4 separate regions of the Homo sapiens genome follow, and regions 1, 2 and 4 are each linked to region 3. A link is a contact called in ENCODE Hi-C or POLR2A ChIA-PET data. All regions are on one chromosome and are shown on one strand. Each heading gives the region's core, a stretch centred on a gene start or an enhancer-like site at or near the end of the contact. The rest is flanking DNA. Distances are from core to core; before and after follow the strand shown.

Region 1 (7,028 bases), core at 280-2,779, 1.5 Mb after region 3:
AAAAACAAATCTTGATGGTTAATTAAAAAAATATCCAGTAATGACACATTCTGACTAGTGACTGCTTGCTAGTCTGTTATTTGGATTGATACTAGATTGTGAAAGCCAGACCTTTTTGTCCCATTTATATTAAAAAAGAAGTTTGAGAAACAATCCGAGTCAGTGTTACTGAATAGCTCTAAAATGCTCTGTAAAATTATGCTGTTCCATTCTGAGAACCTCTTTCCTACCTTGCGGTTCTTATTCAGGTAACATTGCAGTATGAGCTCAATCAGAGATTTGGGGGCTGGTATTAAAAAGGTTTGTTTTCTTTTTCTGCTTGGCCAGTTGCTAGAGGCCAGCTGGGGAGGATGTCTGGCTTAAAACCATAATAAATGAAGCTTCCATTAGGCTCCTCGGCTTGGGGCCATTTCCTGTAAAGACCTTGCTCTGCCGTTAGTGGTTTGGAGAGGGAAAATGCATATTTTTGTTCAATAAATGAAAGCTGAAGATTACCAGGTAGGGTAGCATAGGTATCATGTTTTGTGAAGAGATCCTGCTCTTCAAGGGTCACATTTTAGCTTATAGCCTTTTGAGTGTTTATGACAATAACCTATGAACTTGAGTCATGGTAGAAAATGGAACAAATATGTTTATTTTTAAATATCCTTCGAGAGGAAGCAAACAATATAATATTCAGATAGTTGAATTTGTCTCAGCAGCCTTTCCAAACCTGACTCTTAGATTTATTATTTCTTTAAGTTTTGCTTTGTCTGGAAAATACATTGTTCATTGGAGAAGTAACATTTTCAGGCACAAAAGAGACCAAGCGTACATTACGTACTTTAAGAGCACTTTTTTTTTTTCTGGACACATCTTTTTATGTTTATATGTTTGTAATTCTTTATACATGGTTGTTTATTTTGTTGTTTTATTCTGTATTTTATGCTGTTGTTGCTTATTCTGGAAAATATATTGTTCTGGGAAATACGCTGTTTATTGGAGAAGTGACATTTTCAGGTACAAAAGAGTCCAGGGGTGTATTAGCTTTATACACCTTAAGGATCCTTATTTTCTCTGGGCATATCTTTTTGTGTTTATATGTTTATAATTTTCTGCACGTGGTTGTGTACTACTCACATACTTGGAGAAACTATGGTCAGCGTGCTTTGCAAAACTTAAATGAGTTCCGGTTCTGAATAAGTTAGAATAAAAACACTTCAACGTTTCTCTTCCACTGAACACAAATATGAAATATATGGTAAAGCTAGTTGAAGTCTCAGAAAAGTAAAGCTACAGCTTCGACAAACAGGAAAGCCATTCTCCTCATTCATCAGATTGGCTCCTGCAGTTTCCCAGTGCCAACTGCTGACTGTCTCTATCCATAGATCCCCTGGAGCTGGGTCATGACAAAACTGGACCAATTATCCAGCGTGAATTTAATGCAGTCCCAGATCCAGATGTTAGCAGTGGATCTCAGAAGGAAAGAGAAAGAGATGACCTCTAGCTGTGGCCCAAGGAGAAAAGGGAAGTCCTGAAGCTAAGAGGGAGGGGGAAATCCCCTACCTTGTGTGCCTCCTTTATCTCACTTTTGTCATGCCCCGGCTCCCCAACAGTCTTGTGGTGGAGGCAGTGGCAGCAAAAGCAGCTGGTGGTAGGAAACTGCAGAAGCAAAAATAATGGGTTAGGGAGGGGCATATGCTTTCTATTCGGTAAAATAGAGCTATTTGGTAGCTCTTAGTGGTGCCAATTGGGTTTTTTAATTTGTTTTGTTTTTTAAATCTCTCTGTGTCTTCCCCACAACCCTGGTATGATCATAGATGTAGGTTGTTCCCGATTGTTGAATGAAAAAGGGTGAGTTCTAGGATGCCAGAAAGTATCACAGGAGACAGCTGAGAAGGAAGGGCTTGGGAAATGATCAAATACATTGTGGACTCATGGACTCATCCATAGCCTGAACATACATGGATCTGATCCTTATTAGCGTACCAATGACTTTGAGAATGGAGTTAATGGGTGGAACTCCACTCAAGTCCCAGACTGACCTTACGTCCTATACAAGCAGGGCATATCTAAATGAACCTGCATAGCTATTGAAAACTAAACTGATAATTGGAACCATAGCCAACAGAAGGTGGGCTGCAATTTATGGCTAGAAGCTAACCAGATCAAGTGCTTCCTAAAACAATGATATCAGCATCTTTGTAGACTTAAATAAAGCAGAGAGTTTTATAACATTCAAAATGTCCAAGGTATAATTTATATTGGTTTATGAAGAAATGTAAAAATGTTAACTCACATGGGAAAAGGCAATTAACAGATGAAAATGAAAATATGACTTTAAAGGAGCTATTGTAGAATGCTCAAATGAATAATCATGAGTCTTGAAATAAAAGATAGAAACTATAAGCGAGGAAAGATGTGAAGTGGCACCAATGGAAACCAGAACTGAAAAATACAATAGCTGCCTGCCCCACCCATTCTCCACCCATAAAAAACAAACCTCACTATATGGATTCAATAGCAGACTGGGGATGACAGAGGAAAGAGTCAGTAAAACTGAAGATAAATCAATAAAGGTTATCCAATCTGAAGAAAGAAGAAGATTGAAAAATAATAGAGTCTCCGGGATTATAGAACAATCACAAAAGGCTAATATTTGTATCACTGGAGTGCCAGAAGGAAAGGAGAAAGTGAGTAAGCCTCAACAAGTATTCAAAGAAATGATGGCTGAAACATTGATAGATTCAAGAAGCTAAGCTAACCCCAAATAGGATGAATCCAAATAAACACACACCCAGGCACATCATAAACTGCTAAAAACTTAAAAAAATATTGAAGTCAGTCAGAGCAATGATAACTGATATATGGAAGAACAATGATTCAAATGGCTGAGATTTCTCATCAGAAATCATGGAGGCCAGGAGAAAATGGCACATCCGTTTTTCAAGTGTTGAAAGAAAAGTATAGAATTCAATATCTAGCTAAAATATCCTTCAGAAATGAAGGTGAAAAATATATTCTCAGATTGGGAAAAACTAAGAGAATTTGGAGGCAGCAGACCTGACACAAAATAACAAGAAGGCCTTCTTAAACAGATGAGAAATGGTACAAGAAGGAAATATGGAATATCAAAATCAAGGAAATGCAAGTGAAAAATACAATAGCCTTTCTATTTTAATTGAATAGACTATCTTAAAATTTAATAGACCATTTATTTTCTCTTGAAATTAAGTATGGCTTATGGTTGAAATCAAAAGTTAAACATGGTCTGATACAAATTTTCACTGTATTTAGATGTAATATATAAGACAACTTATGTATTATTATATTATGGGAGAAGAGACCTATACGCTGGTATGGTAGACAGGATAATCTCCCTTCCCTAACCCCAGATACCCACATCCTTATCCCAGGATCCTGTGAATATGTTACATTATGTGGCACAAAGGACTTGTAGATGGGATCTAACAGACTTTAAGATAGAATAACCTTTGTTTTCCTGGTGGGCCCAATCAAGTAACATGAGCCCTTAAAAGTGGAAGAGGAAAACAAAATAGTGGGATGCATCAATGAGAGAGACTTAACTCACTGTTTCTGGCTTTGAAGATGGAGAAAGGGGTCAGGGAATGTGGGCGGCCTCTAAAAGCTAAGATCAGTCCTTAGCTGACTGATCAGCTAAACATGGCTGTTGATGAAAATTTTAAAAAATGGAATTTTGCTAAGGCTGAGAAAGATAAAGAAATGGATTCTCAACTAGAGCCTCCAAAAAAAAAAAATGCATTCTTGTCAGCGCTTTGATTTCAGCCTGACAAGACCCATCTCAGACTTTCTCAGAACTGAAAAGTAATAAATTTATCTTTTTAAGCCACTAATTTTTTCATTATTTGTTATGGGAGCAATACAAAACAAATGCAGGTGATCTGGTTTCTCTGTTCCAATTGAAGTGGTAAAATATTAATTCTAAATAAAATGTGGAAAGTTAACTATACATACCGTAACCCCTAGAATAATCACTGAAAGTTTATACAGAGATATAGTCAAAATCATAACTGATAAATTAAAATGGAACACTATAACCTCAACAAATGAAGAAGGGCGGGAACAGAAAAAATGAAAAACAGAACAAGAAGGAAATGATAAAATGGCAGACCTAAATCCAGACCTATCAAGTACTATGTTAAATATAAATGGTCTAAACAAACCAACTAAAAGCTAGAGATTGTCAGACTGGATTTAAAAAAATGTCCTAGCTATGGGCTTTCCATAAGAAACTCACTTCAAATATATTGTTATTGTAAGCTGAAAAGCAGAAAGGATGGAGGGAAATAAAACCCACACAAACACAAACCAAAAGTAAATTAGCATGGCTATGTTAAAATCAAACAAGATAGGCTTCAGAGCTAGAAAATCATCAGGGTTAAAGACAGACATTACATATTGATTGAAGGGTTAGTTCGGGAAGAAGCTATAACAATCATAAATGTGTGTGCAATAACAGAGCTTCAAAATACAGAAGCAAAAACTGATGTAACTGAAAGGAGAAGTAGAGAAATTCACAACTATAGTTGAAAAATTACTCCTGTCTCAGTAATAGAAGATCAGCAAGGACATAGAAGAACTGAACTATCAACCAACTGAATCTAATGGACATTTATACAATACTCCACTCAACCATAGTAGCATATACAGTCTTTTCAAATGCATATGGGACATTTACCAAGACAGTCCACATTGGGGGTCATAAGTCAAACCTTAACAAATTTAAAAGAAAGTCATAAAGAGAATGACTTCTGGTCATAACTGAGTTAAACTGGAAATTAATAAAAAGATAGATAGAAAAATCTTCAGATACTTAGAAATTACCAATATACTTTTGAATAAACCATGACCTAAAGAGAAAGTTTCAAGAAAAATAAAAAATAATGAAAGTGAGGCCGGGTGTGGTGGCTCACACCTGTAATCCCAGTGCTTTGGGAGGCCGAGGTGGGTGGATCACTTGAGGTCAGGAGTTCAAGACCAGCCTGACCAACATGATGAAACCCTGTCTCTGCTAAAAATACAAAATTGCCGAGAGTGGTGGCATATGCCTGTAATCCCAGCTATCTGGGAGGCTGTGGCAGGAGAATTGCTTGAACCGGGGAGGTGGAGGTTGCAGTGAGCTGAGATCGTGCCACTGCACTCCAGCCTGGGCTACAAGAGCGAAACTCTGTCTCAAAAAAGAAAAAAAAAAAAGTGAAAATAAAACATAATTTTACATAAGACATGACCCAAAGAGGAAGTTTCAAGATAAATTAGAAAATATTTTAAACAGGAAAAAAATGAAAATGACATTTCACATCTTGTGGCATGCAGCTAATATGTAGCCTTAAACCTTATTTTTAAAATGAAGAAAATGCTCAAAGCCATAATCTAGGCCAGTGGTTGGCAAACTTTCTCTCTATGTTTGGACAGTAAATATTTTAGGCTTTCTGGGCCATATGGTATCTGCCACAACTATTAAACTCTACCATTGGGCAAAAGCAGTCATCGCCAATATGTAAACACATTAGTGTGGCTACATTCAATGAAACTTTATGTATAAAAACAGGTAGTTGTATTGATTTGGCCTGTAGATTACCACCCTCTGATTTAGCCACCACCTTAAGAAAATAAAAAAAGTAAGACCAAATTAAACCTAAATCAAGAAGAGAGAAATAAATCATAAAGACAAGAGTAGAAATGTATGATACTGAAATAGTAAAACAATGAAAATTAAAAACCCAAATCTGGTTCTTTGAAAAATAATCCATAAAATTGATAAACCTCTAGCACTATACTTACTGGAGAAAGATTGGATGCTTTCTAAGACTGAGGGGGAAAAAAAAGAATATGCATTCTCACTAATACTATTCACTATCTTATTTGAAGTCTTAGTCCAATAAGGCAAGAAAAAGAAAAGGCATAGCATATGGAGAGGAAGAAATAAAAATACCCAACGTGATTTTCTATGAAGAAGACCTAAAGGAATATAATAAAAGCAATACGTAAATGTAGGAAGTTACAGGATACAAAGCCAATATAAAAAAATTCAATTGTATATGTTTATGCTGAAAATACACAATTGGAAACAAAAATGAAAAGCCATTTACAATAGCTTCAACAAAAATGAAATACAAATCAACCTAATAAAACATGTACTGGGTATGTGAGCTAAAACTGGAGAATGCTGATGAAAGAAATGAAGGAAGACCTAGATAAATGAAGAGACCTGCCATGTGCTTGTATTGGAGACTAAACATAGTAAATATGTCAGCACTCTCCAAACTGCTCTATTTATTGAAAACAATACCAATCAAAATGTTGCAGTATCTTTTTAATCGAGAGTAACTCATTCTAAAATTTATATAGAAATACAAAAATCTGGAATAGCTAAACAAATTTGGAGAGGTCACACTACCCAATTAAAAGACTATCATCCTTCAGCAATCAAAATGGTATTGGAATAGTTACATAGATCAATGGAAAGGAATAATGAGTCAAGGTTATCTACTACACAGATGTAGCAGAGATTTTTGATGAAAGTACAAGAGCAATTCAGTGGAGATATTACAGTCTTTTAAAACAATGACATTGGAAAAAATTATTCACATGTAAAAAATGAACCTTAAACTAAATATAACACTATACAAAAGTTAAATAAATTATAAATCTAAATATAAAATGTAAAACTATATTACTATTAGAAAACATGGGAGAAAACCTTTGTTAATTGGGATTAGACAAGGAGTTCTTACACATGACACCAAAAGTATATAACATAAAATTTTAAAAAATGGCTTGTTAGACTATATCAAAATTAAAAACTTTTACTGTGCAAAAGGCACTACTAAGAATGAGAAGACAAGCTACAAAGTAGGGGAAATATTTGTGAACTCTGTGTTCAACAAAGGACTAATACCCAAAATATTTAAAGAACTCTCATAACTCAACAATAAGAAAACCCAATTTCTAAAAATTGTGTAAAAGTCTTGAATAGACAGCTTATCAAAGTAGATAAAAAGACAGGA
Region 2 (7,604 bases), core at 1,837-4,336, 1.4 Mb after region 3:
CAACTTGATCTAACAGGTGCTTTAGAGACCTAATATAGAAAGAGTTTAGATTGATTATAGAAGGAATATAATGTAGAATGGAAGATCTCTTTAGTTTTCGTAGTGTTTCTAGTATCAAATCTAGAGAGAGGGTTTTATTCTGTGTAAATGAGATCTATGATATTAGCAACCATTTAGATATAGATGGCTAGATTATTAACTTTTTAGCAGTTTGACTTTCGTCATAGCACTTATGACTGACATAAGTATTTTAATAATTAATTTTATGCATACTTGCCTTTCTTGAGTAGTGATAAATCCTATTTACATAAAGACCTCTAAAAACATGCCTGTAGGCCAAGGAAGGGACGTTGCATCTCGTGAAGAATCCTGGGATATTTGGTAGGAGAGAGTGGAGGAGGGCTTTGGGCTTATGCTGAGTGGCATTAAGGGTGGACCAGCAGAAGCCGTGGTCAACTCTGTACTGAGTGCTATTCTGAAGCCGAGGCAGTTTCACAATTGAGTATCCTAGTGATCTTTGCTCAGGAAGCAGGGGAAATGAAGTAGAGCTAGGAAAGTTGGTAGGAATGAAAGAAATCATTCAACAGTAGGGAGTTATTACATTGTTTAGCAACTATGGAATGCTCTTAGGAAAATTTTTTTTGTTGACTTTACAGTTGTACTTACTTCTGTTAATGAAGCACAATCTGATTTTTAGCAGGGATGACTTTTATTTACTCAGATGTCGCATAAAAACTTTTGTCTTTTCCTCACAGCTCCATTTTGGTGCTCAGAATTTTCTTGACATCTGTAGGCTGAAAATCCCAAATGCAAAAACCTGAACTACAAAATGTTGCAAAATCCAAAAGCTTTTGAGTGCAGACATAATGACACAGGTGGAAAATTCCACACCTGACCCTGTGTGATGGGTCACAGTCAAAATGCAGCCGAAACTTTGTTTCATGTGCAAAATTATTGAAATATTGTATAAAATTACCTTTAGGCTATGTATATAAGGTGTGTATGAAACATTAATTTAGTGTTTAGACTTGGGTCCTGTCCCCAAGACATCTCATTATGTATATGCAAATGTTCCAAAATCTACAAAAATCTGAAATCAGAAATACTCTGGTCCCAAGCATTTTGAATAAGGGATACTCAACCTGTAGTAGGAATAAAATATACCACCCTCCTCCCCATGTCTGTTGGATGAATAACAACTTTTATTGATGATATACTAAACTTTGTCCTTAAGCTGTTCTCCTACAAAATATGGGACTCCTTTCAGATAGCCAGTCTCAGTACATAGCTGCAAAACTTTGCATGATGTTGTTTAAATTGAGAGGCTATTTTGATGTCATGAGTGAGTATCAGGAAGGCAGACCATCACAAGAATTGGGTCTTTTCTGTGAGCAAGAGACTTAGAGAAGTAAGGGACCTTTCTGAAAAGAAGCACAACTTGCCCATGTTCCTCTTTCCTGAGTGGACCCAACAGGCAGTGGTTAATGTGAGATACGGTGTATAGTTTTGTATTTCCAGCAATGCTGAAATCTGAATAACCAGGAAGCTAAAAATGAAGAAACAAATCATAAATCAAAGAACCTTTGATACTTCTCCTTCCTTCCACTGGTCTTCTTCCTTGGACTCGTCCTGCGTGGAACATATTCCACACAGCAGACACTATGATCCTTTGAAAATCCATGACAAATCAAATCAATCAATCCTCTGACCAACCTTCACCTCCTCTCCTCCCTGACTTCCCAATTCACTTAAAATAAAACCTCAAGTCTTTGCTGGCCCTCATCCCTTCTCTGACATCATCTTATTCTGTCACTGATAGATCAGGCAGATCTGGCTCTGTTGACCTCTTTGCTGTTAGAAGCAAGGAACATGTTCTGGCTTTGGGGCTTTGCATGGATCCATTCCTATTTTTGGAATCCTCTTTCTCAAATAGTGTTTCTCATTCTTGTCACTTAAGTCTCTGCTCACATGCTCCCTCATCCTCTGTGGGATGGCTTCATCCCTCTTCAAACATATATATCCTCATGGGAACACTAGCTTCCCAAAGGCAGGACCCTTGTCTGATTTGACCACTGAGTTGATGAATTTGTAAGAAGCCAAGTCAGGCTTTGAAAGCAGATTCCTAGCATCCATTGAAAGGAGGAATTTTGAGGGTAGATGCTAGATTAGACAAAATTCAACCTTATCTCCCATATATTTTGCGTGTGGTAACAGTGGTGTATGTTCCCTACAATGCCCTGGTAGCATTACAAAGAAAAATTGTTTGGGCTTTTTCAGAACTATCACATTTTAAAAATATTTGTTGTCATTTTCTTTGTTGTTTTTTTTTTTTTTTTTTTTTTTTTTTTTTTTTTTGAGACGGAGTCTTGCTCTGTCACCCAGGCTGGAGTGCAGCGGCATGATCTCGGCCCAATGCAGTCTCTGCCTCCTAGGTTCGAGCGATTCTCCTGCCTCAGCTTCCTGAGTAGCTGGGATTACAGGTGTGTGCCACCATGCCCAGCTAATTTTTGTATTTTTAGTAGAGACGGGGTTTTACCATGTTGGCCAGGCTGGTCTTGAACTCTTAACCTTGTGATCTGCCCTCCTCGGCCTCCCAAAGTGTCAGGATTACAGGCGTGAGCCACCGTGCCTGGCCCATTTTCTTTTTTAAGATGGAATCATGCTCTGCCGCCCAGGCTGGGGTGCAGTGGTGCGATCTTCTCAGGGCTCACTGCAACCTCCATCTCCTGAGTTCAAGCAATTCTCTTGTGTCAGCCTCCTGAGTACAGCACCTGCCACCATGTCATTTTTTTTTTTTTTTTTTTTTAGTAGAGATGAGGTTTTACCATGTAGGCCAGGCTGGTCTCGAACCCCTGACCTCAAGTAACCTGCCTGTCTCGTCCTCCCAAAGTGCTGGGATTACAGGTGTGAGCCACTGTGCCTGGCCACATATTGAACATTTATGTGCTCAAATCCCAGGAGGGTTTCTAATTCCTTGGTTACTTAATAATGTCACAACTAAATGAATGCTTCAGTTATCCAGATTTCTCTAAGCCCAGGTTATGGTAAACAGATTTATTTCTATATTGTGAGTTTGAATTTCTTTTCTAATTATGAGTGACTCCTCTCTCAAAGGACATGCAAATCTTTTTATCCTGCCTCTGCCCCATCACCTGGGTCCACAAAAAAGCATCTGTGTCTACTTCTGAAAATGCAAATTATTTGAATGTGCCAGAGTAAGTAAAAAGGAAGTGGTGCATGCATGGTGTAGTTTGTAAATGTAAGAGTGACTTGAGACAGATGAGATCCTTTATTGAAATTAATAGTTAATGAATTTTCCCAAGAGAAACACCATTTAGTAGAGGTGACAATGGTAGTTACCGAAAACCCTATTTAAATCACGCTTGCCTTAAAAAACTAAAAACCAAAAAACCAAAAAAATCTTGTCTATTTCATCTTGTCTGGTTTGCATTATGTTCATTACCTGATTCTTCTTTCTAAAAGGAGAGATACAGTTCTGAAAATAGTTATTGCCTAAAGGGAGAAAACAAATTCTTTTCCTGGTATTGCAGTTTTGTTATTTGTTTTCCAACAGGTTAAAGGATTTAATTATTCAGATGCTCTAGAACTGTTCTCTGCATATTCTTTTGATCATACGCCCTATCAAGCAGGTACTTTTTGAGCAGACACACCCAATATATAAGTTTACATATTTACTTATAAATTATGTACATGTACTATGGTGCTGATAATATATATACATTATTCAGCATACACTAAAATAGAGATTAAAAGAACACATTAAGTCAGTGTGAATGGAAGTTCCAATATTTTCTTCCTACACTCTGTGGCTATGCTGGACTCTCCCTGGGCCATGCTCACTCAGTTCACTCTGGGGACCCCCTTCACCCCACCCAGCCTAGTCCAGGTCATGGGATTGCAGGACCTGAATAAAAACACACCATTAGTACTCATACTCTGCCTAGGGAGGCTAAGGGAAGAAAAGTTTGCTAAAGGTCCTGAATAAAGCTCATCGAACTCCAAATTCTTCACCTTTAAAGAGAACATGCTACAGTGCACAGCCTGGCACCTGGGGCAGAGTGGTGATCAGGAAGGGGAAATTGATGTTCTCCTCCTATTTCTGCTGCTGTTCTGTTACTGCAGCTGTTAACTGCTAGTTCATAAATCTTTTATCTAAAAATTCACAATTCAGAAACTTTTGCAAATGGAAAGGATTTTGTTTGTAAGAATCCTTACCAGGGTTTGGTAGCAAACTCTGACTTGGACTCTTGTGTAACTATTTCTGTTCTATGTAGTAGTTATATATCCCATTAAGTTTGAATTGTGATATGTTTGATGATGAAATACTGTCTCCAAACCATTTAGGGTATTGTGTAATATATGATACACTCTCTAAATTCTTAAATTTCTGAACTCCAAAAACAAACCTGGCCCAAGGTTGGTTTAACCTCTGTGATGATTATTTCTACTTTGAAGCTTGTTGCCCTTTTGTTCAGGTTATTGCTGTATGATCATTTGGTGAAGGATACTGCTTTTTGATGGACATGATCGCTTGTAAAGGCTTCCCCAGGTCTCTACTGTAGGGAAGAGTGCGCCTGTCCTGATTCAGTCATTTGTAAACTATTGTTATTGTTTGGACAGGAATAGCAGATGGCTTAGTCTCACCCTTGTGCACTGAATGCCCTCCACATCACCATGTAATTGTCCTTTCCAGATCATACATTGGGTAAGGAACCTTCTGATCTCTGCCCTGTTCTTAATCTCCTTCAACCACTTTCTCTTCCCCTTTGGCTGTTCACCAGTGAGGTCATTTGCTTTATCTCTGGAATATATGAAAAGGCTCCACCTGTACCTCTCATGTTGTCTTCTCACTTCTGTTTTCTCTACCCAAGGAACCTTGAGTGCCTTTCCTGGGGATTCTGGCCACGGAAACTTCTCCTGTTCCTCAGGGGCAATAAGGGTATGCGAAAATTCCTCCCCGACTCAGGATCCAGTGGGCTTGCCATGGTGCATTCAGAGGCTCTGCCATCTCTTTAGCATTCCTTTCCAGGCTGCAGTCTACCCCCTGAGTCCAGCCCACTCAACTTTCTTGTTCAGCTTTGGCATCATCTCATGATTGGAGGGTGCAGCCTTCATTGATAGGCTGGCATTCTTTCCAGAGTGACAGTGCCAACTCTCTTCTTCTTTCTGCCCTCTCGTCTTCTCTCATGGGCCACAGAGTGGTTGGGAATACAGGTTGTGGGCAGACAGTAAATGGGGCTTCCAACACCATATTAAGGACTTTGAACTTGTACAAAGTTTATCTGCAGGAGCCATTAAAGGTGATTCCATCTCTACCTTGAAAAGACCGTTGCTCTGGTGGTGTAAATGAGAGATTGTAGAGGAGAGAGGTGAGAGAAGGGGAGTAGAGGTTCAGAGTACACTCTCAGATATCCTTTATTTCACTTCAGTTTCAAAATGTTAATTTGACTGTGTAAACCAAAAATAAAATTCTAAGGCCCTCCAACCATCTGAATGAACCCCTCTTCTCAGCCAACGGCATTCCAACGTTAACCTGAAAAAATGAGTTCAGGCCATGATGGGAGGGGACAGCCAGGCATGCCTCATTATACCCTCCTCCCTTTTGGAATTACTGAAAGAACAGTAATAGAACAGTGATAGTTCTTTAGGTCTGGTAAGAAACATTTACAACCTGTTCTCTCTGAAGCCTGCTACCTGGAAGCTTCATCAGCACGATGAAACCTTGGTGTCCACAACCTTTTATCATGACCGAGACCCTCCTTTCTATTGATGATTCTTTTACCAATTGCCAGTCAGAAAACTTTTAAATCTACCTGTGACCTGGAAGCTCCCCTGCCTCCTCACCACCCACCCCTGCTTCAAGTTGTCCCACCTTTCTGGACCAAACCAATGTGTATCTTTCATGTATTGATTGATGTGTCTCATGTCTCCCTAAAATGTATAAAACCAAGTTGTACCCCCAACCCCCTTGGGCACTTGTCATCAGGACCTTCTGAGGCTGTGTCATAGGTGCATCTTTAACCTTGGCAAAATAAACTTTCTAAATTGATTGAGACCTGTCTGAGACACTTTTTGGGTTCACACTACCACCTGATTGGTAAAACAGTTGGAGTGGATAGCATGTGGATTCTGTGTTAGGCAGCTGTGAGTCTTAGTGACAACTCTACCATCAAAAACCAACCGGTGGCCAGGCAGGCTGTAATGTATAAAGTAGGGGCTTTTATGCCTTTTAGTAATTCTTGCAGGATGCTTCTGAGTATTATATAAATTACGTCTGTAACATGTGACTGAGTACCAGGAATGTAGTACCTGTTCAGTAAAGGTTGGTGTTTAGTTTCCCTCACACCATGAGATATTTGCACTGAGGTCTGAACTTTGAAAACCAGGCATATGTAGTTGATGTTTTTGTATTCCAGATAGTGTCGCTTTTAATTGACACAGGTAGTGTTCATTAGGTCATGTTAATAAAAGAAATAGTTTTTTTCTAACCATGTATTAAGCTATCCAAAACCCCTGCTTGGCTGATGTTTATGCTGATTCAGAATGAATTCATGTCATAATTTAAAACTCGTGAACTGAAGTGTTTTTCATTGTACATTGGATTGAAGATCTCACTTAAAACTGTGTGGTCTGTGTGAGGTTGTATTACTTTATTGGTTAGGAAACTATATTTCAGGACTTTGAAAAACATTAATTTCTTGTATATTGCAATTAATCTAATTAGACAAATATTTAAATATTTTTGGAAAACTAATGTTTTATTTCCTTCCCTTCTAATTATTGTCTTTACACATCACAGCAGTATAATCTACTGTAGTCTTTTATTCAGGGTAACTTATCTTTAAATAATTAAAAAATAAATTTAAAGAGCTTTTAGTTGGTCACCTAAACTATTTTATTGTTTTAAGTACCAATAAATGAAACTTTATAATAGTCTTATTGCACAGTTATTAAATATAACATTTCATGATGCCTTTTAATATGTATAATGTTTGTTAATTGAACTTCATTTGGAAAGTGTTTGAAGATTGTAGTTTTAATTTCTGATGTGTGTGTTTTTCATAGTCCATCTTTTAGCAATTTATAAAGTGAACTATTTCTTTTGGAAGATGACTAAGACATTGCTGAAACTATATTGGCCTAGGTCCATTTTTCAAAATCATGATTTGTAAATTTACTTTGAAATTTAACTTTAATTGTTAAAGCAAATCTAACAGTGATTGCAAGATATAGGAAAGTCATAGCTGCAATGTCTATATTTTCGATTTAGTATACATTTAAAATATTGCTTCTCAAAGCATATTTTAGAGGGTATGTGTTATATTAATGGTGAAATAAATATATAGGGAGTTGGGCATATAACTCTCTATGGAAAAACCTCTATTTCTTTCTTTTTTTTTTTGTGGGGGTGCGTGGAGGAGACAGAGTCTTGCTCTGTTACCTGGGCTGGAGTGCAATGGAGTGATCTCGGCTCACTGCAACCTCAGCCTCCTGGGTTCAAGCAATTCTTGTGCCTCAGCCTCCTGAGTAGCTGGGATTACAGCCACCTACCACAATGGCCATGTAATTTTTATATTTTTAGT
Region 3 (6,884 bases), core at 4,057-6,556:
CCGGGCGCAGAGGGTCAAGCCTGTAATCCCAGCACTTTGGGAGGTTGAGGCGGGCGGATCACGAGGCCAGGAGATCGAGACCATCCTGGCTAACATGGTGAAACCCCATCTATACTAAAACTATACAGAATTAGCCAGGAGTGGTGGCACATGCCTGTAGTCCCACCTACTCAGGAGACTGAAGCAGGAGAATCGCTTGAATCCGGGAGGTGGAAGTTGCAGTGAGCTGAGATCACGCCTCTGCACTCCAGCCTGGGCGACAGAGTGAGACTCCGTCTCAAAAAAAAAAAAAAAAAAAAAGAACTGGGACTTGGGAGTCAGAGGGAGGCAGAGTTGGAGTCCAGTTCTGTCCTTTCCAAACTGTGTAACATTGAGCAGTTAATATTTCTGAGCTTCAGTTTCCTACTTGTAAATTGCAAATATTTCTTTATTTGTTCCAAGAATTGGATAAATGCTGGACAGTATGTAGTACTTAGTAAAATGCCTGGCACAAATAATAAATTCTCAATAGACGGTGGTAATTATCAATCCTGCTTCCTTAATCCACTTTCTGCCCGCTGTCAATGCCTCCTTCTCCTTTGGCCAATTGCCTCCTAATTAGTCTCCACCATGCCCGGCTAATTTTTGTATTTTAAGTAGAGACGGGGTTTCGCCATGTTGGCCAGGCTGGTCTTGAACTCCTGACCTCAGGTGATCCGCCCACCTCGACCTCCCAAAGTGCTAGGATTACAGGCGTGAGCCACTGCGCCCAGCCTATATGCACTGATTTCTAAAATACATTGTTAAATGGGAAAAAATAGGCCGAGTGTGGGGGCTCATGCCTGTAATCCCAGCAGTTTGGGAGGCCAAGGCGGGAGGATCACCTGAGGTCAGGAGCTCGAAACCACCCTGACCAACATGGAGAAACCTGTCACTACTAAAAATACAAAATTAGCCGGGCATGGTGGCACATGCCTGTAATCCCAGCTACTCAGGAGGCTGAGGCAAGACAATCGCTTGAACCCGGGAGGCAGAGGTTGCAGTGAGCCGACACTGTGCCATTGCACTCCAGCCTGGGCAACAAGAGCGAAACTCCATCTCAAAGAAAAAAAAAAGGAGGTATGAAAAACTGAATACAAAATGCATCTATTTGTGTAAAAAAAAGAGAAAGGAGTGATATTTATTTTCATTTTATTTATTTATTTATTTAATTTTGGGACAGAGTCTCGCTCTGTCTCCCAGGCTGGAGTGCAGTGGCGTGATCTTTGCTCACTGCAAGCTCCGCCTCCCAGGTTCACGCCATTCTCCTGCTCAGCCTCCTGAGTAGCTGGGACTACAGGCACCCACCGCCATGCCCAGCTAATTTTTTTGTACTTTTAGTAGAGATGGGGTTTCACCATGTTAGCTAGGATGGTCTCGATCTCCTGACCTCGTGATCTGGCAGCCTCGGCCTCCCATAGTGCTAGGATTACAGGCGTGAGCCACCACGCCTGGCCAGAGTGATATTTATATTAATGGGAAGGATGCCTCTGATGGGCAGTCAAGGGTCTGGGTGAGGAAAGATTTTCTTTTCACTGTATACTGTTTTGTATTGTTGGGAAAATGTCTAACGATTTGCATAAATATTAAATTTTTTAATTAAAAAAAAAATCTAGCATCTCTTCCTTTGGGAAGCCCTGACTGGCCCTCTCTGTTCCTTCCAGGAGTTTCTCCTTCTTTCATACTCCCAGACTTTTCACGGTGTTTACTTGTTATATTACAGCACTTATCCCATGTGTGGAAGGTTTCCCTGGGAAACCTAGACTATCTAGAAGGTAAGATTGATACCGTATTCATTTTTATGTTCCTAGGATCCATTGCAAAGTGATACACGTGCACATACACATTTTTTTAAGTCAGTTTTAATCTCTTTACATTTTTTAAGAGTTAATGGATGGATGGCCAGGCGCGGTGGCTCATGCCTATAATCCCAGCACTTTGGGAGGCCGAGGTGGGCGGATCACCTGAGGTCGGGAGTTTGAGACCAGCCTGACCAAGATGGAGAAACCCCATCTCTACTAAAAATACAAAATTAGCCGGGCGTGGTGGCACATGCCTGTGATCCCAGCTACTAGGGAGGCTGAGGCAGGAGAATCGCTTGACTCTGGGAGGCAGAGGTTGCAGTGAGCTGAGATCGCGCCATTGCACTCCAGCCTGGGCAACAACAGCGAAACTCCGTCTCAAAAAAAAAAAAAAGAGTTAATGGAAAAAGTCTCCCATCACTGATCTCTTTCACCATCACCCTTATCCTAGTCTGCTTGTGCACAGGAGACTTTGAGCTCTATAGACTCACTTTTACAATGTCACCCCAGCCTATATTATCAGACATCTCCAGCAAACCTTCCTCCGGTGGCTCCTGCTATAGCTGACTTTTCACTATGTTTTTGTAATTTGTTGCTTTTGTCTTGTTTTGTTTTTTAAATATCCACAACGTCCTCACCCACTTCTAGCCTTTATTCATGCCGTTCTCTTTACTGAGGTCCTTCCCAACTCTGCCAGCTTAGACTCCTTTGAGACCAGCTCATCGAAGTCACTTCCTCTTTGAAGTTTCTCTGTCCCCCGCCCCTGCCATCAATCTTAGATAAGCTTAACTTGATGTTTCTGCTCTCTCTCTAATCAAACTATGTGATCACTTGTCATTTATGGCAATTATCATTTTACATGTTAGTCCTCCAGACAAAAATAAGAACCCTTCAGAGACAGGGATTTTTTCTTTGTTTATCTTACTTTTCCCAAAATTTATGCCTGGCACGCAGCAGGCACTCAATAAATAATTGTTGCATGAATGGATGAATGAACAAGTTAATAGTAAGTGCTCATAATATTTGGATGGGCTGCACTTGGAGGCCATCCCTGAAGTTACTTATTAGGGGCAACACACCTGTATGCTGTGTTTGTCACATTCGCATCTTGGCTGGGCACCTTGAACTGGAGGCTTTCTGGTGTTGTTTGCCATTCTGATGAAGGTGTAGAAACCTAATTACATATGCCCTCTGTAAGTGTGTAGACCCTTAAACTAGGATTGCTAGATTTAGTAAATAAAAGTCCAAGTTGCCCAGTTAAATTTGAATCACAAACCACAAACTATCTTTTTAAATGTATGTCCCAAATATTACTTACACTAAAAAAATTATTCAGTTTATCAAAAATTCAAATTTGACTGATGTATTTTATCTGGCGGCCTTACCTCAAAGGCCAAATTTCCAAACCCTGCCTTCTTGCACTCAGATCCTGTTCTTAGATAATTTTATGAACTATGCAATTTTATCATCTTTATTAGATAGCCAGTCCTCCAACTCTCCTTGCTTTTTTACATACATTTAAACACTTTGCTTTCTTCAAAATTATTTTATTATATTTTAAACATCAGAGTTTAGCCACTTAACAGAATTGTATTTGAGAGGGCAAATGCCCCTGTATCTTTCCGCTGGCATTCTCTGTATATTTTCTTGAAGTCTCTATTCTGCAGTACGTCTTAGTTAAAGGAAGATTATCTCCAGGTATGGCGATGGGGCTGCTGTAGGCCATTAGAAACCCTGCAGAGCTGTCTGGGCTGTAAAATGCCACTTCCCTGCAGAGGAAAGGTGGGAGTGACACTACCCAACCCGGTCTCTGCGCCGACCTAGCTTGGCAGCCATTACATATTATTATACATTAGGCTTTCCACGACTTTTGCAAAAGTTAGAGCCACCAGGTGATCTGAAAGAAGGCATTTTCAGATTTCAGTTTCTTAGTACTGGTAAATGAGCATCAAAACCAAAAATGTGGGCACCAACTGCAGCTGCACATATTTTTGTTTTACAGTCACAGTTCCTATCACATTAAATCGCGTTCCCTTGAAGCTTCAAAGTGGATGACAGTTCTACACTACAACCTTTTCATTGCACGTAATTAATTTTCCCTGTGATAAGTCGCCATCCCTTCAACATCCAAACTTGAAAATTACCGGCTAACACTGTCCCTAGGTGTCTAAACTCATGCAAAACATTTGTTTAGTACTCAAATATCACAGCTCCGCATTCTGAAAAACATGAAACGTCCGTCAGAAATTACTAAGAAGTGGTGACTGGAATTTCGGAGCATTTACGTTAGGGAAAAAAGGGATATGTTAAAAGGGGGTTGGGGTGGAGGTGCAATAAATGTGGCTGAATATGGCTGAGAAGCATGGGGAAAATGGCTCAATCCGGGAACGAAAAATCAATTTGCCAAGGCCATGATAAGACTGGAACATCTCTGTCCTCTATATTTCATGAGAAGCCATCCTGATGGCCACAGTCATGCCTGCCATCAGAGCAGGGTTCAGGAGGAGTGGACGGGTATGCCTGACAGCAGATTACAGCAAACAGACATCTACCACCGAGCAAACCATCAGAGAAGGCACCCAGCGAAGGGCTGTATCTTTCATCTTTGGAAATGGACTGAAGAGATATTTAATGTGTCAAGAGCTCTACTTCCGGGAGACCAATATTTCTTTTTTATTCAGTTATTTCAAGGAGGGCTCCCAGTAAATTTTGCTTGGTAAGGAGATTAATTTCAGAGCCATGGACTCCCGTAGGATATATCCTGGATGTTTACGTTGCAAAAACCCGGGGCATTGTTATTTATTTCTTCTGTCAGAAAAGCAAGACAGCAATAAACTACCGCTTAACTTGTAAATCACAGAAGTGACTAACCTGAACGAAAGTAATTTGAGGACAAAGGAAGAGGGATTACTTATTCTACTGTTAAGAACTGATCTACAAAGAGATGATACGTTTTCTGATCATGCTTAGCTTCTCAAATAAGTTAATTCTTTTTTCTGGTCATTCCTGGTAAGCTATAATTTGTCCATCCATTTGTCAAAAATGAGTTATCGTTGCTTCAGGACCCATTCATTTTTTAAACCTGTTACACAGTCAGTGTGACTTTGTGAAGTTGTTTCTTTTGTTCCGTTCCCGTGTTGAGTAGCTCTCTTTTGCCCGAGTCAATATTTTAGGGTTTATTTTAGTTTGGTTTGGTTTGGGGTTTTTTCTTTTTTTTTTCCCTTAATTTGAGGAAGCCTATTCTCCGACACTATTTGCCCAGTTAGAGACTACTGCTACCCTGGGAACTGTCTTCGACCTGAATTTTATTTCCTCTAGGAAGACAGGATGGAAACCCCATTTCACGTTTTGGCTTCCCAGGAGCCGCAACCCAGGCCGACCAGCGCACAGGTTTCAGGCAGGAAATGTCAGGGCGCCTTTAAGAGGAATCTGCGGTAATTTTCCACCGCCCCGCCGACGCGGCGGGATGCTGGGCGCGGCAAAATGCGGCTGCGCGGCAGGGCGCGCGCCTCCGTTGCCAGGATACCGCCTCCTCCACCCCCGGCGCCCAGGGCCCTTTTGTTTCCAAGATGGCCTCCGAATCCTGTTTTAGTGCGCCAGGAACAAAGCCAGTTGCACACTGTTGAGCTTAGCGGAAAGCAAGAGTTATATGGCTGGCTTTCAGCCTGTTCAATGTCAATATTTATTTACTGTTACAACCTTACAAAAATCCGTTCAGTTATGTTGTCTGGATGAGAAAAATCAAGGGAGTGCCACCAGGTGTGTAAGCCATGGTCTCAGCCTTTCTGTGGCAGGGCTTTTGCATTCGTTGTTGCTTTTGATAAGAATTCTGGCTTTTCTTGTTAAACTAGCTCAGGAAGAAGTCTGGGCGATGACGGTTAACTATAGAACCATATAATTACGTGTAGTTCAGTTTGGGTAATGATGCCCCGGGCCATGTCCACTCCCCTTTTAAAAATACTTGTTGATTTTTCTTTTTTTTGTTTGTTTTTTGAGACAGAGTCTCGCTGTGTCGCCCAGGCTGGAGTGCAGTGGCCCGATCTGGGCTTACTGCAACCTCCGCCTCCCGGGTTCAAGGGATTCTCCTGACTCAGCCTCCCAAGTAGCTGGGATTATAGGCCCCCGCCACCATACCTGGCTAATTTTTTTGTATGTTTACCAGAGACAGGGTTTCACCATGTCGGCCAGGCTGGTCTCCAACTCCTGACCTCAGGCGATCCGCCTGCCTCGGTCTCCCAAAGTGCTGGGATTACAGGCGTGAGCCACCGCGCCCGGCCCTATTTTTCTTTTTCTTGAAATATTAGTTTACGGCCGGGCCCAGCTACTCGGGAGGCTGAGACAGAAGAATCGCTTGAGCCCGGGAGGCTGAGGTTGCAGTGAGCCGAGATCGCGCCATTGCACTCCAGCCTGGGCAACAAGAGCCAGACTCTGTCTCGGGGGAAAAAAAAAAAAAAAAACTTACACCTAGATCTGATCTTATGGCACCACTATAATTATTATTAGATTATAAATTCCTTGGGGATAGGAACTTTGTTTCTTATCCATCTTTGTATCCCGAAAGTGGCTCTGCCTGTAACAAACCTTCAAATAAAGTTGCTAAGTAATACTAATTCACATCAAAAAGATACTAATTAACATTTATTCTGCCGAGCACTGCCATTAAGATAGGTACCTCCATTTTATTCCCCATTTTACAGATAGAGAAACTAAGGCTCTGGAAGGTTAAGTAATTGCCTGAGGTGCCACAGCTAGTCGTGTATGGTGGAATCCGCATCCAAACCCAAGCAGTCTGATAAGAGCCTGCCCTAAGGCAGCCATTGTGCTATATACTGCCTCTGTAAATATAATACTACTGGGAGTACATGATGTCTTCTAAGTGCAGCACTTGCAGAGTGTGAAAGCCTCTTTCCCTGAAGTACACCTCTCTTTGTTGCGAACTGACTTCTCACATTTGAATCAGGTATTAGTCATCCAGCCATTTAGATGCTTCCCTCTGAGCTGAAAGCCCCAACCCTAGCCAACCTTGGTGGCAGGGATTGGGGAAGTATAATTTAAAATTTTCTG
Region 4 (7,303 bases), core at 1,493-3,992, 1.9 Mb before region 3:
CGCGGATGGGGCCGACGACTGCGGCCGCAGGGGCAGGGACGGAACGTTTACAGCGCCCCCTGGCGCCGGGGAGGCCCGGGGATCGTGGAGGCTAATTCAGCGGGCCGAGTTGGGCCTGCCCCAGATGAATTCCTCTGGAGCTGACCGGCCCGCGCAGAGAGCAAGTGATGTGGACAGCTGCCTTCAGCATCGCAGCCCCCAGCTCAGTGTGCTCTGTTGGGGGTGCAAGAAGAACATAAGCCTGGCTCTTTGGGAGCCCACAGTCTGTGGAAAAGAGGAAGACAGACAAGAAATAAGGCAGTGGCCTCACAGTGCTCTGAATCCAGGGTGGCCAAGGCTCAGGGGACTATGGGAGCGGGAAGAAAGAACAATCCCCACACCCTCAGAGTCAGAGACAGCTTCTCCCAGAAGCTCCCCCCAAGAACCATCTTCAACCTGTAAAAGCTCTGAAAATTCTCCAAGTGTTCTAAAAATAGTTCTCCCTGTAGGGATGGGCCAGGTTCTGTGGGCAGGGGAGTCTACCTTTGGACCCTCCAGGAGACCCTAGGGCCTGACCTGAAAAATCAGAGCCTTCCCTGGGAGCCCTGCCTAATTGCTTCAGACTTAGGCTCCCAGGTAGCTGTGACGTTTCTGCAGGAACTGCCTTTGTTTGTCCTCAGTGTTGCAGATGAAATTTGCCTTGTCTTCTTATGCTATGAGAGCTCCTATTTCAGTCTCTAGGCATCTTCTGTGGGCCCCTGGGGTGATGAGTGTTGTCACTGCTGTCCTGGGAGCATGATGTTGTCAGGCCTGGGTAGGCACTGGAATAACACTTAATTCTGCTGGCTGGTGGCCTTCTGGAGAAATTCCCTGCCTTAGGGGCAGCTGAGGGGTAAGAGAGACCTGGTGATCCCCATAGAACTTCTCTGTGAGAGGGGGTTCCCTATTAGCTAAGTATACTCTAATCAGACATGTAGCTTTTGTGTTCTGGCTGGTAGCTGGGGCAGATAAGGCTCAGGGGAAAGGCTAATGAAAGGAGTCACCCTTGGTTTTCAGCTAGTCTTGGTGGTTGCCACGTAGCAGAGGTTAGGGAGGGAAGCCCCACATGCTGGAACTGAGGTCTCTGGGACCTGAAATAGGAGGGTCAGAATTCCCAGAGCTTCCATGGCAGCCTGGAAGTTGGAGAATGGGTAGAAACATATTTGGCTGTAAATGCTTGTTTGTTCTTCATACTAATGGCTCAGCTGCTCTCTCATCCCTCATTCTGTCCTCTAGTCCTTTGAGCCTTCTCTCCTTCAGCAGTTTGGCAATGCAGGCCCCACGTTTTCCAACAGGAGACAGAAACCCAGTCCCTGTCATCTCTCTCTAAAAGCCTGTGATAGAGAAGCTTCAGGCTCGTATTAATGGTGCCCAAGGGCCTTGGGGCTTTGACTTTTATTTCCTTATTGTCTGCAGTCACGGCCTAGAAAGAGAGATGTTGGGGTTCCCAGGACCAGGACAGAGGTGGTAGTGAACTCTCATGGGCATCCAGAGAAGGTCAGGCCCCTTGCTGACAGGCCTATCTGTGGGGCTACTGCTGCTCTTCAGCTGGGTGACCCTTGTCCAGCCAACCTCTCTCTCAGGTACAGCACTTACCCCTGTGGCCCACCTGCCTCTGGTGCTATGGGCTATTCCTGGGAACTGGAACTGATGGGGATGGGTGGAAGGGCATCTTTTCTTCTGGTAGGGGCTGATCTCTTTTACTCTCCAGTAGGGGTGGAGTGAGCTGTGGAAAGGCCCCTCCTGCTTGTCTCTAGCACCCCCACCTCTCTCTTCAGCTCTGGTCCACCACCCTCACTTGTGCCAGACCACCCGGGATGTCCATGGCCGTCACTACCCTGGTTTCTTTTGCCCTCGTCTGTCTGATTCTCCAGAGGAAGCCTACTGCTGCCACCTGCAGGCTGCAGGGGGCTCCTGCTGCACCCGGGCTGAATTTGAGGCCCTGTACCAAGTCAATCTGTCCGCTCTTCCGCCCCCGCCCATCCTCAGGTGAGATCTCCAACCCCAGAGCCACTGGAACATCGACAGGGTGTTCCAGTATCTGGGGCTCTGTTCCTAAATTATGGGGTGGTAGGCTTGTAACTTACAGACTAGTGAAGGGACAGACCGCAACAGAAAATCATGTAGATCATGATTACAATTACAAAGGAGAAGTTCAGGGGGCTGTGCAAGCTGGTAATGGGGAGCCATCCTGAATCTGCCCATGGGTGGCTCTAGGATGAGCTCCTAAATTCGTATGCAAATGTGTGTATGTAAGACGACACTTATTTGGGGAGGGAGTCCTGAGCTTTCTCCGGACTCCCAGGGATTCTGTACCCCCCACAGAGCGCAGCAGCGAGAGCGCGGTCGGGGCCGGGATCCAGATACTTTTTCTCTCCCGCAGGGGCCCAGGCCCGCTCCTAGTGCTGGGCCTCTACAACCTACTGGTTGTGACCCTGATGACCGTAGACCTCGTGCACTTCTGCTGCGGTCGGGGCCGGAGTCTGGGCTGGAGCCACCGCAGGCCTCCCTCTGGGTCCTCCGCCGCGAGCTCCCTGCAGGTCTCTGCGGGGACAGCTTAGGTGCGCCCGGAGCTTGCCTGCACCTGCGATCCAGAGCCAAGCGCCCCGCCCCTGCCCGGGCGCGCTCCCTCCTTAGCCCTGCCCCTCTCTGACCCCACCTCCGACGCAAGAGTGGGGCGGGGCAGCTGCCGGTGGCGTCCCGAACCCAGACTCGCCCCGCCCCAGAGACTGCGCCTGCGCGGGCACGAGACAACCTCTCCGCGATGACTGTGAGTGGTCCAGGGACCCCCGAGCCCCGGCCGGCCACCCCCGGGGTGCGTACCCAACCCCCGCGCCATCACCCCTTCGCACCCGCCCTGACCATCCCTGGCCTCCTTCTCCCCATCCATGAGGCTCGCCCCGATCCCTCCTCTCCTCTCCCCTTAGCTCCCGGGCTCTGCCCCGAACCCCCTCCGACGTTTCCGCCCCCTTTCTCTCTACAGGCCAGCTCAGTGGAGCAGCTGCGGAAGGAGGGCAATGAGCTGTTCAAATGTGGAGACTACGGGGGCGCCCTGGCGGCCTACACTCAGGCCCTGGGTCTGGACGCGACGCCCCAGGACCAGGCCGTTCTGCACCGGAACCGGGCCGCCTGCCACCTCAAGCTGGTGAGGGAGCCTGGCGCTCTTCCCCTCGCCCGCCCGGGCCCCGGTTCGCCCATCTAAGCTGATGCTTGGGCCCCAGCTGGACATTCACGCTCCCAGGCCATCCCCGCTTGCCAGATGTTTTTTGCACCTCAGGGTGGTGGGGGATCGGGTGACCTTGGAGAGCGAGAGTACCCCTGCTGCCTGGTTAGTGCCCCGAGAGGGAGATGACCATTCCTTCAGGCTCCTGTCTTTCTCTTACAGGAAGATTACGACAAAGCAGAAACAGAGGCATCCAAAGGTAGGGGAATGGTGGGCCCTGGTGTGGAGCTGTAGGGCTTCTGTGGTGGGCAAGGACTCTGGGACCGCTGCACCGTCACATTCTCCTCCTTTGGCCCCAGAGACACATCTGCCTTCTTTCTTTCCCACTGCCTCGGGCCTTTCCTTTTCTGCAGCTACCCTCACCTTTTCTGAGGCTGAAGCACCGAGCCCCACATTCGTCCCCCCCACCTTCTTCTGGCCTTTCCTCGAGATCTTTCCCTACTGCTCTTGCCTGGAGACAGTGGCCTCATGGGTGCTGACAGCGCTCCTGTTTGTGCTCAGCCATTGAAAAGGATGGTGGGGATGTCAAAGCACTCTACCGGCGGAGCCAAGCCCTAGAGAAGCTGGGCCGCCTGGACCAGGCTGTCCTTGACCTGCAGAGATGTGTGAGCTTGGAGCCCAAGAACAAAGTTTTCCAGGAGGCCTTGCGGAACATCGGGGGCCAGATTCAGGAGAAGGTATGTGAGTGACCCAGAGAGGTGGAAGCATTGACTGGTGGTGAAGGGGTCTGGGCCAGGGGTGTAGACACAGTTCTCCAGACGAGATCCCGGTGGCAAGTGAACCTTGCCTGTGGCCAGGGAAAAGCAAATTAAGATGACAGCACATTACTGTTGATTTGGAGGTCTGTCTGGCAGATATTTAAAAGTTTGTACACTTTTCGAGAAGGAGAGAGGCAGACACATCAGTGGTGAGGCTGGGGGCCAAGGGCTCTCTGATGACTGCTGGAGGGGTATAAATTGGTACAGCTCTTTTCGAGAGTACTTTAGCATATCTATTCAATTTCAAATGAGCGTATCTTGTGATCCCATATGTTTACTTCTTGCTGTTTCTCTCAGAGAAACCTTGTCCACGTGCACAAGTAGACATGTGTATGTTTATTTCAGCCTTTTTTGTAGTAAGAAAAACTTGGAACTTGCCTGAATGCCCAGCCATAGAGGAATGGCTGAATAAATGGGTAATGTCCTTACTACAGACTCTTATATAGTTACTGAGAATAGGTAGATACACACATATTGAAATGGGAAGCTCTGGGACACTTGTTGAATGAACAAAGCAAAATAGGCAGGGCATGGTGGTTCATGCCTGTAATCCCAGTGCTTTTGGAGGCCAAGATGGGATGATCACTGGAGGCCAGGAGTTTGAGACCAGCCTGGGCAACATAGTGAGACCCTGTTGCTACCAAAACCTAAAAAGTTAGCTGGGTGTGGTGGCACACCCTTGTAGTCCCAGCTACCTGTGAGGCTGAGGCAGGAGAGTCCTTTGAGCCCTGGATTTTGCAGTTACAGTGAGCTATGATCGTGCCACTGCACTCCAGCCTGGCTGACAGAGTGAGGCCCTGTCTCTTTCAAAAAAGAAAAGAAGAAGAAAAATATACAATAACACATATAGTATAATATCATTTATGTTAATGATCCCCTACATAGCAAAACAATGCTATATTTTTTCTGTGGGTACACTTGGGTATGTAAATACAAAGGAAAATAATTGTTTTTTTTTTTTTTGAGACGGAGTCTTGCTCTGTCGCCCACACTGGAGTGCAGTGGTGCGAACTTGGCTCACTGCAACCTCTGCCTCCCAGGTTCAAGTGAGTCTCCTGCCTCAGTCCCCCAGGTAGCTGGGACTACAGGGGCCTGCCACCACGCCCGGCTAATTTTTTGTATTTTTAGTAGAGATGCGGTTTCACTGTGTTGGCCAGGATGGTCTGGAGCTCCTGACCTTGTGATCTGCCTGCCTCGGCCTCCCAAAGTGCTGGGATTACATGTGTGAGCCACTGCACCCAGCCGAAAATATTTTATTTTTTAAATTTATTTTTATTTTTATTTATTTATGTATTTTGAGACGGGGTCTCACTCTGTCACCCATGCTGGAGTACAACCTCTTCCTCCCGGGCTCAAGCAGTCCTCCCACTTCAGCCTCCCAAGTAGCTGGGACAAATGCATGTCACCACGCTCGCCTAATTTTTATATTTTTTGTAGAGACAGGGTTTTACTGTGTTGCCCAGGTGGCTGGTCTTGAACTCCTAGGCTCAAGGGATCTACTCACCTCAGCCTCCCAACTGGCTGGGATAACAGGCGTGAGCCATGGCACTGGGCCAAATATGCATTTTTGTTTCTTTATTTTTTCAGGAAAATATTTTAAAAGATATACATCAAAATGATAACACGGTGACCCCTGGGGAAAGGAATGGGATTGAGAGGGCTTTCCAAAGGAGACTGCATCACCTGTTCATATTTTTTTAATAAAGAGAAATTGTGTAAAATACGTATATTTTTAAATTAGGAGAAAAGAATCTAAAGACCATTATGAGCTACAACCAAGCTCAAATTCGCCAGATAATTTGACGTTAAAATGCTGACACAGTGGAAGCAGATAACATGATGGCAGACACCTCACTGAAATGTTGAAGCCTGGGAAAGCAAATAGGTTTCCTCTCTCAATGCCAACTCTGATTGGCAGTGGCTGCCCAGAGTCCTATGTTGAGAAGAATTAGGAAGCAGATTGCCTGAGCCAAGCAGGGGAACGTGCCATGACTGGTTAGTCATGGCTGCCATGGATGCAAGAGAGGAAGGCGGGTGGTCCACATGCTAGGCTTGTGCCACCATCTATGCCCAGGACTCTGGGGGGTGGGGGAGTAGGCCTAGGATGATCTTCCCCATTCAGATTATTTATTTATTTATTTATTTGTTTGTTTTGAGACAGTCTTATCCTGTCACCCAGGCTGGAGTGCAGTGGATCTCTGCTGACTGCAACCTCCACCTCCCAGATTCAAGCGATTCTCCTGCTTCAGCCTCCCGAGTAGCTGGGATTACAGGCACCCGCCACCACACCTGGCTAATTTTTATATTTTTAGTAGAGACGGGGTTTCACCATGTTGGCCAGGCTGGTCTCAAACTCCTGACCTCAGGTGATCTGCCCACCTCGGCCTCCCAAAGTGTTGGGATTACAGGCGTGAGCCACCGTGCCTGGCTTCAGATTTTATTTATTTATTTTTTTGAGACAGAGTTTCACAGTTATTGCCCAGGTTAGAGTGCAGTGGCGTGATCTCGGCTCACTGCAACTTCCGCATCTTGGGTTCAAGTGATTCTCCTGCCTCAGCCTCCCGAGTAGCTGGGATTACCGGCATCTGCCACCACGCCCGGCTAATTTTTTGTATTTTTAGTAGAGATGGGGTTTCACCTTGTTGGCCAGGCTAGTCTTGAACTCCTGACCTCAGGTGATCCACCTGCCTTGGCCTCCTAAAGTTTTGGGATTACAGGCGGGAGCCACTGCGCCCAGCTCAGATTATTTTTAAAACAGTGAAAAGAGAATTCTGGAGCTAAAGGAAGTGTTAGCAACTACCTCACGATCTGCCAGCTCCCTGGCAGGAGGTATAAATGCTGAGTTCAGTGCCATGGGAAGCCCATTCACGCTGCCACAATGTAGATGGCACCACTGGGAGTGGGTTGCCTCGTAGCTGACAGGATACCTCCCCTCCGAAAAGGCACTCCAGCATCGGCGCAGCCCCTGCTGCCCAAGCAGGAAATAGCTCAGAAAGAAAAACAGGTGCGGGAAATTTAGGAGGCACTGCCAGGCAAGTCTCTTCCTGCCCAGGGTAGCTAGGTGCTAGCCCTGAGCCTGGACATCTTTACTGTGCCTCCCAGAGTGAGGAGCTGGAGACAAATGAATAGGGAGTGTGATGTCTCTGGCCAAGAGCCGTGATTTGTTCCATGCTTTGTTGGTTTGTCTAGGTGCGATACATGTCCTCGACGGATGCCAAAGTGGAACAGATGTTTCAGATACTGTTGGACCCAGAAGAGAAGGGCACTGAGAAAAAGCAAAAGGTATAGGCCCTGGGCTGAGTCA

What was found. A loop is a pair of places that touch in the nucleus more often than their neighbours do. ChIA-PET counts read pairs that join two places held with the same protein, here RNA polymerase II (POLR2A). Pooled maps may share reads with other maps.
Region 1: a loop to region 3 is called in a map with no recorded cell type, with 3 times the contacts of the local background. The contact joins two enhancer-like sites. A Hi-C loop is called at or near these places in 1 of 37 single-sample maps with no recorded cell type and 1 of 50 pooled maps. POLR2A ChIA-PET finds 5 or more read pairs at or near these places in 2 of 52 experiments (both activated T-cell).
Region 2: a pooled map shows a loop between it and region 3 (3-fold over the local background). The contact joins two enhancer-like sites. A Hi-C loop is called at or near these places in 6 of 37 single-sample maps with no recorded cell type and 3 of 50 pooled maps.
Region 4: a map with no recorded cell type shows a loop between it and region 3 (6-fold over the local background). The contact joins the promoter of UNC45A here to the enhancer-like site in region 3. A Hi-C loop is called at or near these places in 3 of 37 single-sample maps with no recorded cell type and 9 of 50 pooled maps. POLR2A ChIA-PET finds 5 or more read pairs at or near these places in 3 of 52 experiments (PC-9, activated CD4-positive, alpha-beta T cell and activated CD8-positive, alpha-beta memory T cell).

Annotation. Positions count from the first base shown.
Region 1 is chr15:94,286,407-94,293,434 of GRCh38, forward strand. The region is part of intron 1 of MCTP2 (multiple C2 and transmembrane domain containing 2); the gene reads left to right. Among named protein-coding and RNA genes, the nearest start is that of MCTP2, 58 kb to the left of the region's middle. Within about 2 kb of position 1,530, at least 6 of the 41 ENCODE cell types and tissues checked have a DNase peak (open chromatin) inside an H3K27ac peak, as active enhancers do.
Region 2 is chr15:94,255,250-94,262,853 of GRCh38, forward strand. The region is part of intron 1 of MCTP2 (multiple C2 and transmembrane domain containing 2); the gene reads left to right. Among named protein-coding and RNA genes, the nearest start is that of MCTP2, 27 kb to the left of the region's middle. Within about 2 kb of position 3,087, at least 2 of the 41 ENCODE cell types and tissues checked have a DNase peak (open chromatin) inside an H3K27ac peak, as active enhancers do.
Region 3 is chr15:92,815,170-92,822,053 of GRCh38, forward strand. No RefSeq gene overlaps it. Among named protein-coding and RNA genes, the nearest start is that of CHASERR, 64 kb to the right of the region's middle. RefSeq lists enhancers at 5,065-5,612, 5,110-5,404, 5,226-5,891, 5,255-5,399, a silencer at 5,292-5,351 and a cis regulatory region at 5,320-5,335. Within about 2 kb of position 5,307, at least 41 of the 41 ENCODE cell types and tissues checked have a DNase peak (open chromatin) inside an H3K27ac peak, as active enhancers do; they include PC-9, where a contact is called at or near this core.
Region 4 is chr15:90,932,543-90,939,845 of GRCh38, forward strand. It overlaps UNC45A (unc-45 myosin chaperone A), which reads left to right and starts at 2,743. Exons shown (of 20, transcript NM_018671.5): 1 at 2,743-2,833; 2 at 3,002-3,163; 3 at 3,404-3,440; 4 at 3,743-3,918; 5 at 7,189-7,281. The coding sequence starts at 2,783. HDDC3 (HD domain containing 3) reads right to left here and starts at 7. Exons shown (of 4, transcript NM_001286451.2): 1 at 1-7. RefSeq lists enhancers at 155-204, 1,829-1,928 and a silencer at 2,559-2,958.